Linked DNA regions of Homo sapiens: region 1 is linked to region 2. Evidence: chromatin loops called from intact Hi-C (ENCODE). Cell type or tissue: K562. All regions are shown on one strand. Each heading gives the region's core, and the rest is flanking DNA. Links, peaks and the distances in the headings are about the cores only. Region 1 has its middle 13 kb from the start of FHOD3. Region 2 holds the start of LOC105372063 (a long non-coding RNA gene).

Region 1 (4,396 bases), core at 299-4,298, 880 kb before region 2:
TGGTTCATTCTCCCTAGAGGCTGTACATGCTGCCTCCTTGGTCCTATGAAGGTGCCACGAACACAACAAGCTACACCAGGGAAGAACTGGAGTGTATGTTCCTTATGATACACTTGAAAGCCCAACTGCAGGGAACCTGAACACATGGATCTGCATGCTAGTGAAACACTGCACGCTTTATATTGCACATTTCTAGTGGAAAATACTATGACTGTACCTGGCAATATTTTCATAAATATTATCCTGGAATTCCATTCATATTCTTAGAAAATAATTTAGCAGGAGCAAAAAAAAATGAATAAATAAATAGCCATGTTCAAAAATAAGGTTTATTGTAGTATTAATTATAAAATTAAAAACTGGAAATTTATATGTCTATCAATATGAGGTATATTTGTATTACTTATAATACATGAATACAACCATGCATTATTTAAATGTACTTATGAAGACCATGTTGAAATACACAAAATCTTTAGAGTAAAACAGAATACAAATAGTGTACATTGACTTTAGCCACTGGAAAGCAATTGTATGGGGGTAGAAGGGTCTTGAGTGTCCAATTTTCGATTATTTTTTCTAAGGTAACTTCACCTTTTCTGGTTAAAAAGTTTTAGCTAGTTATCTATTTAGCTAAAAAAAAAAAAAAAAGTAAGGCTATTTTACCAAACTGTGGATAAATGTGACATAATATTTGCTGTGCCCCAGGAGGAAATGAGAGAATTTTTTTTTTTCTTTGAGGAGTTTTGCTCTTGTCACCCAGGCTGGAGTGCAGTGGCGTGATCTCGGCTCACTGCAACCTCCACCTCCCAGGTTCAAGCAATTCTCCTGCCTGAGCCTCCCGAGTAGCTGGGATTACAGGCACCCACCACCATGCTCAGCTAATTTTTGTATTTTTAGTAGAGACAGGATTTCACCATGTTGCTCAGGCTGGTCTTGAACTCTCGACCTCAGGTGAACCACCCGCCTTGGCCTCCCAAAGTGCTGGGATTACAGGTGTAAGCCACTGTGCCCGACCGAGGATAATAATTTTTGATAACCAGACATGCTTCCTGCAACAGAGAGCTTCAGCACCCAGGTGGAAAGGAAATCCCCAGGTCACAATGAATGGAGGACTCTGTCCTGACTGCAGCAAGTAGTGTCTCCGAGTGATGTCAAAACAATTTGTTTCCACCCATAAGTTGAAGAGGAAAGACCAGGACAGGTCTTCATGGGACCGTTTAGGAAGTTAACAAAAAGTGCTTCACTCTGTAAACTGCAAAAAGCACTGTAAAAGTAACCCTGGAGAGGTTGGGCGGCACTTAGATGGACAAGAAAAGGAGGCAGTGAGAAATCAGGCAGAGGCAGATTTATTACAAAGGTAACAAGGTTTCAGCTCAGGGCTGTTACTGTGCAGACTTCTTCCAAAGCCCCTTCTCTTCTCATGCAAGTCAATCTTTTTGTATCTAATTTTTAATTCATGGTTTTATATTCTTTGTTTGTTTCTGTTTGGGGTTGGGTTTTTATTGGGTTTTGGTTTGTTTTTTGTTTTGCAGGGTTTCTTTTTCTTTTTCTTTCGAGACAGGGTCTTGCTGTGTCACTCAGGCTGGCTCACTGCAACCTCCACCTCCCTGGCTCAAGCAGTCCTCTCACCTCAGCCTCCAGAGTAGCTGAAACCACAGGTGCATGCAGTCACACTCAGATAATTTTTAATATTTTATAGAAATGAAGTCTCACTATATTGCCCAGGCTGGTCTCAAACTCCTGGCCTCAAGTGATGCTCCTGCCTCAGCCTCCTAAAGTTCTGGGATTACAGGTATCAGCCACTGCACCTGGCCTGATTTTGTATTCTTTTCCTTAAAGATGACTTTAAAATTGCATGCATTTTAGGCTCACAAAACCTAGATCTGCTGCTGAGAATGGGCACTATATATTAAAGCTCTCTCAATGTACACACACACTCCACATAGATGCATTAAAATACTCTCTCTATATATACATATACACATCTCTATACATATTAAAACGTTTTCTATATGTACATATATTTATATATTTTTGTATACAGTCACACACCCACTCAGAAAGAGAGAGAGAGAGACTCTACCTAATGAAATCACCAATGCAAAGCAGCGTCCTTAAAGAATTCTAAGAAAAATAGGGAACCCCAAAAGAATGGTCGATGTAAAGTAGGTTTAAGTAATCTGATCAAGAAATAATTCAGAAACTAACTTTTAAACGACACCAACATCAATACTGAAAATCATCTGAAATCTGGTCCATTCAGTAACCCAGGCAGAGGGTCAGAGGTGTGATCATGTTTGCCATTCTTCTCTTTAGGATTTGCTGACCCAATTTGCACCAGTTTTTAGCCTCTTGAAGAAACAAATTCTGCACTTACCTAATGCTGCCAGCAGGTGGTAGACTTGGATTACTCAGGCATAATTATTTTGAGGCACTGAGCTAAAATACAAACTGGCTCATTTGATCTCGATTCTATAAGATAGATCCTGTGGTTTTCCTCGCTTTTCAGATGAGACATAGTAAGACTTAGAGATGTTCAATCACTTGCTCATATAGTATGATGTTTTCCATGATTTTTATTTGGAGATTTGCAAAGTGAGTTATGTAGAAGTTAATTCTGTCTGCACAAACAAGAGAATAGGGAAAAGACTAAAAACAAAAAGGAAAGACAGGCTGAAGGTGCCTGCCAGGTGGATGGATCCTAGCTTTCCTTCTGCTTCCAAGGATGTCCTGAACTCTTCCCTTGGCAAGAAGAGCCTCAGCCTTTCTTGGAGATCCGAGGTGCTGGGAACACTGCCTGCCCAGTGAAGGTTTCTGCTGCTTTCAGTGTCCTTGGATGGCTTGTTGTATCAGCATCCTCTTCAAGCACTAGCCAGCATTCGGTTCTAGCAGTGGATCTCTGGATCCGCTGGATCCCTGTAGCCTGTGCTGTCCTCAGTAGCTTACCCCTCCCTCTCGGATAAAAAAGAGCTGAGAAGGATGGGACACAGTTGGTCCAGAGGGCTTCTTCTGATCAGAGGGTCACTCCAAAGAACAAATGCCATCACTGGAGCCAGCCTTCCAGTGCCTAGCGTCTCTCATCGCAGTTGAAAGGTTGTGGCACACTCCAAATGCCTTTTCCTCTCTTCCCTTGCTGAAGGCCCTGGAGGCCAGAGGTAGTTGTTGGTGGAAACGGACATGGCAGCTTCTGTATGGACAGCATTCTTTTTTTTTTTGAGATGGAGTCTCTTGCTGTCACCCAGGCTAGAGTGCAGTGGCATGATCTCAGCTCACTGCAAACTCCGCCTCCCGGGTTCAAGTGATTCTCCTGCCTCAGCCTCCTGAGTAGCTGAGATTACAGGCGCCCGCCACCATGCCCAGCTAATTTTTTTGTATTTTTAGTAGAGACAGGGTCTCACCATGTTGGCCAGGATGGTCTCAATCTTCTGACCTCGTGATCCACCCACCTTGGGCTCCCAAAGTGTGGGGATTACAGGCATGAGCCACTGAACCCAGTTCATGGACAGCTTTCTGTCATCCCAAGGAGATGGCACTCTGACCATCTGTGGGACTTCCCTTTCAATCTCACAGGCCAACCTGGTCCCTGCTAGATGTACACCTGGCTCCCGAACCTCCCTGAAAGCGCCATTGTCCTTGTGATCATCTGATAAGAGCCATCTAGCTCACTGAACACGAGAACTGTGGGACCGTGCCCATGGCTTAAGCCTGTAATCCCAGTGTTTTGGGAGGCTGGGGCGGGAGGATGACTTGAGCAAGGGGTTTGAGGTTACAGTGAGCTATGATCATGCCACTGCACTCCAGCCTGGGTGATAGAGTGAGATGCTGTTCTATAAAAAAGAACTGTGGTCTTTTCTTTTCTCACAATCACCATCCAGTGCAATGGGAGGCACACAGTGGCCATCACAGCTCATGAACAAATCACTTGCTAATGCTTATTTTTACAATATTTTATGTGTATCAAAAAGCAATTTGTTTAATAAACAATAATGGCTTTCCTTGAGTGAGGTGAGCAAAAAAATGGATGCCTGAGTTAGAGGCCTGGGTTCAAAACCTAGCCCCACTACTTACGAGCTCAGGGTCCTAGGGCAAGTGACTTACTCTCTCCGTGCCTCTCTTCCCTCATTTCTAAAATGGAGATGGTAATAGTCATAGATTTCTCATAAACTTGTTAGAGAGGATTAAGTAATTTAATACCTGTGAAGTGCTTACAATGGTGCCCACAATGATCATTATTCAGCAGTTTATCACAATGGTGAAAAGGCAGACCTAGGTTCAAATCTTATCCTTGCTCTGTATAAGTCGTCCTCTGATCTTGATTGGGTCAATTAATCCCTCTAAGCCTCAGTTTCCTCATTTGGAAAATGTAGGTATAAATACCTACCCTTAGGGTTTT
Region 2 (4,396 bases), core at 238-4,237:
TGGAGAAAGGTAGAAGCAAAGTCCCTCACTCCTAGGGGTGGTGCTGGAACCCTCTTGGGCTCAGGATCTTGAACCACAATAAAGCCCAAAGCCATTGCCACCCCTCCTAGCCACCCCATGAACTCTAAACCTCAGCATGCGTTGCCAGCCTGGCCTTTATGTGGAGCAAAGGGGCTTCATGGAAAGTGATGAGAAAGCATCATTCATTTCCCCTACAGTGGGGTTAGTTCTTCCCTTTTCCCTCCTCTGCATGGCAGGCACCCACTGCAGACCAGCCACCTGCAGGGAGACGCGTCCTGATACATTTCTCTCTTTTCTTCTCCAAGCTCTTTTGTTTCTTCAGCTCCACCCTTTGCTGTGGGTTTTGGCCACACCCAGGGTGGAGCTAAGGAGGGTGGGGCAGCAGGATTCTCACATAACTTGGAACTTTGTGATGATCTGGAATCAGCCCTCTCTGAAGCAAGTTCTTTCCTCCCTGTAAGGAACTTCGTAGGTTTTTTTCAGAGACTCCTTAGTCTCTGGGGCTCTCTTTCCAGCTGGTCACTCAAGACACCTTCCTGAGCCTTTATATGATGAAGGAGCCTCAGACTTACTGTGCTGCGGAGTTTTGCTCTTCAGGCAGCTCTCTTGGGTGGGATATCAAATGACCCCAGCCAGCTTTCTCAGTGGAGCCGCCCAAATCAGGTCCTTGGGAAACACTCCCACGTTCCCTTTGCCCCTCAAGGTATCATGCAGGCCCCTCCCAGCAACCCTCTCAAAAACCTTCTCACCACTAGCCTTTTCTCAGCCTTTGAAACCTCTTTCTAGGTCAAAGATAGGAGGCCAGCTAGGGTCACAAAACCAGTCTTTGGCAGCCTCCTTCATAAGGGAGTCTCGAGCATGACTTGGGAATCAGCCCGTATCTATCCTTCAGCACCCTTTCAAAATCCTGCAGTGCCTGGTTGTGTGCGCGATGAAGTTTAGTGCTTCATGGCTGCTGTGCTTCTAAAGCAGGAAGGCAGCAGAAAGCAAGGAAACACTCATCCTAAAGGGGAATACACAACCTGATAATTTAACATTAGCAAAGGTTCGACCCACTCCTCAGGCCCAGAAAGGCTGCCCCATTGCAGGCTGTATGGGATTTTACACCACAATAGAAATGAATATATTTGTATACACCAGGTGTATACAAATAACACCCGTATGGTGCCCCCTGGCTCATATTAATGTCTAGAAACCTGCATGTGAGAAGAGGTGGTGATGATGACTGTGGTTTGGCTGGGCTGTGCACCCCACTTGCCTGGGGAGAGCTTTCCAGATGGTGAAGCCCCTGCACCCATCAATCAAGGTGCAGTCTGAGAACAGAAACCACTTGTTCTTTCAAGCAGAGAAGGATTCAGGGCAAAGAACTATTTACCAAGGTATTGCAATGGCTGGTGGGTGTGGCTGGAGGGGTGCCAGAGGGGGAAAATAGAGGAGGGTTAACTAGAGATGAAGAAGTCATTACCGACCCGGCTGGCCCCAAGCCTACACCAGCTACCCGTTGCCCCGGGAGCCAGAGGCTGCTGCTGTGGCCAGCATGGACAGCACTAAACCAAAGCCGCCTCTGTTCTCCACTGCTGGCAGGACCAAGCTGAGACCAGGACCAAAACTGTGGGATGTGTTGGCCACATACTTCCAGCCCCACAGCACACAGCAGGCATGGAGGGCGGGTACAGGGCCCAGCAGGACAGAAAATCTGCTGGAGCAGATTCCTGGGAACAGCGTGTCCCTCCTCTTCAGAGGTCTCCTCTTCTTTTCTGAAGCTTTACAGATAGATTATAGAAAATGACCAGCATGCATGGTAAGTCATTGACAAACTCAGAAAAAAGATCTTGGAGGAGACTCTTGGAGGTCACTCAGTCCCCCCTTGGCAATCCCTCTAGAGTTTCACAGATAAGGAATTAATAGTAAAAATAATAATAGTTACTTTTTTTACATATAAAATATATGTAATTTTATATGTAAAAATTTACATATAAAATATTTCTTAGACACTTAGGGAACTCTACCTCATTTATTTCCCAGGACAATCCTATGAGGTGATTACTCTAATTGCCTTTATGTTACAGATGAGGAAACTGAGACTCCAAGAGGCCAACTCACTTGCCTCAGATGCCCTGGCCAGGAGGGGACAGCCTCAGCAGGACAGTCCATGCTAGATGACCCCTGGTCTGGCATGATTTCCATTACGCCAGTGCATTGCATAGCAGACAAGCTCAATCGGAAATGCTCTCCTAGACCCAGGCTTAGGGTCTGAAAGGTGGTTACAGACCATTACAGACCACTTTTCCACTTTTCAAGTTGAAAAGAGCCATTGCTTTGAAAATACTTGTGGATTAGATTGAAATGCCAACGGCAGAGTATGAAGACCAGGCCACAAAAGGAAAGGTTCATTCACCTTGCGCCCTCTTGTGGAGAAGAAGGCAAAGAATACTATAATACTACCTCAGAAAACGGGAATTTAGTTCATCCTCTTCCTCTAACATACAGTTGCAATACAATGTAATGATATGTCTTCATCATAGTATGATTTTGCAAATTTTTTCACAAATGAACCAGGTAGATTGTATTGTATAATTATTTTTCCTTGTCTGGAAACATCCTTCTGTGTTTTTGCTCCTGAAAAATCATAACCTTGCTTTATTTTTTTGCTTAGTTTTCTAGGTACTTATCAAAATTAATGCTTAAAATCTCTACTGAAGCTGTATGGTCCTCTCAATATTGTTAAACAAGTCTGAATTCTCCAATAATTCTCCTTCTGAAAAATTACTGGAGTTATTCTCAGTGCTACTGCTCAAATTGAGACTACTTTTTCATTTGTTGCACAGCTAACATCCTGGAATTCCACATTTGCATGTCTTTTGATAAATAAAAATCCCAATTTTTAATAAGCTGAATTTATCATTTTTTCTTTCCCTTTGAGATTAGAGTTTTAGTGTCATATTTCTAAAATCTCTCCCTATCCCAATATCTTGAAAATGTTTTTATATTATATTCCATCATCTTTAATATTTTGCTTTTTACAATTAGGTTTATAATTAACTTGAAAATGATTTTGTGTATGGTATGAAGTAGGGGTCAATTTTATTTTCCATTTTCCATTTAGATAATTGATTCAGCATCATTTATTGAAAAAAAAACTTTCTCCCACTCTTCTGCAAAGATCTTTGTGTCACATGTCAAGCCACCCATGTATGTATGAATCTTTTCCTGGTACCTTTAATTTCTTCCATTGGTATGTTTATTTGTCTTACATTAACACCATACTTTTTTAGTTATTACAACCTTTTAATGAATCAATGAATCTTCTTTTTTTTTTTTTTTTTTTTTTTTGAGATAACAGGGTCTCACTCTTTTGCCCAAGCTGGAGTGCAATGGCACAAATATGGCTCAACCTCCTGGGCTTAAGCAGTCCTCCGGCCTCAACCTCCCACGTAGCTGGGACCACAGGTGCATGCCACCATGTCTGGCTAATTTTTAAAAACTTTTTTTAGAGACAGGGTCTCTCTTTGTTGCCCACGCCTGTTTAAAACTCCTGGGCTCAAGCAATCCTCCTGCCTCAGCCTTCCAAAGTACTAGGATTGCAAGCGTGAGTCACCACGCCTGGCCCGTTTAATGAATCTTGATAACCAGTAGAGCAAGTCTTATCACCTACATTCTCCTTTCAAGAGTGTCTTTGCTCTTCTTAACTCTGTATTTCCATATAAATGTTAGTATTCATTTTTCAATTTCCATAAAAAGTGTTTCAATTTTTATTGGGATTACATTAAGTCTACAAGTTAATTTGGGAAAAATTGCCATTTTTACAATATTAGGTTACGATAGGTTACAATTAAGGTATAATCAGTCCATGAATATGGAATTCACTCCAGTTATTTAGGTCTTCTTTAATGTGTTTCAGTAAATTTTTTTTACTGGTTTCTCAATAATTTTATCCATAAATATTGTTTTATAGGCTCTGTTCATTTTTTTAATTGTGTTAAAATATACATGACATAAAATTTACAATCTTAACTATTTTTAAATGCACAGTTTAGTAGTGTCAACTACATTCACATTGTGCAAACAATCTCCAGTACTCCTGTAATTCTGCAAAAGTGAAACCTTATACCCATTAAACAACTGCCCATTGCCACCTCCCCCTCCGCCCAGTCCCTGGCAATCACCATTCTACTTTCTGTCTCTATGAATTTGACTACTCTAGGTACCTCATATAAGAAGAATAATTCAGTGTTTGTATTTTTTGTGATTGGCTTTTTTTCCCTTGGCATCATGTCCTCAGGATCACCCATGGTGTACCATGTGTCAGAATTTTCTTCCTTTTGAAGGTTGAATAATAGTCCATTATACTAAATACCATAGGTTGTTTATCTAC

Evidence for each region. A loop is a pair of places that touch in the nucleus more often than their neighbours do. Peaks named below come from ENCODE experiments on the same cell type or tissue, not always from the same donor. Only the 100,000 strongest peaks of a DNase experiment are listed, where the experiment ranks them.
Region 1: a loop joins it to region 2, with 5 times the contacts of the local background. A loop is called at or near these places in 9 of 110 quality-filtered maps.

Annotation. Positions count from the first base shown.
Region 1 is chr18:36,282,883-36,287,278 of GRCh38, reverse strand. No RefSeq gene overlaps it. Among named protein-coding and RNA genes, the nearest start is that of FHOD3, 13 kb to the left of the region's middle. In K562, for the core only: a CTCF peak has its summit at 2,393 (motif pointing right); a DNase peak (open chromatin) is centred at 2,398; H3K27me3 peaks cover 1,180 bases.
Region 2 is chr18:35,406,099-35,410,494 of GRCh38, reverse strand. LOC105372063 (a long non-coding RNA gene) reads left to right here and starts at 1,421. Exons shown (of 3, transcript XR_935376.3): 1 at 1,421-1,822. In K562, for the core only: a CTCF peak has its summit at 2,435 (motif pointing left); DNase peaks (open chromatin) are centred at 384 and 2,424.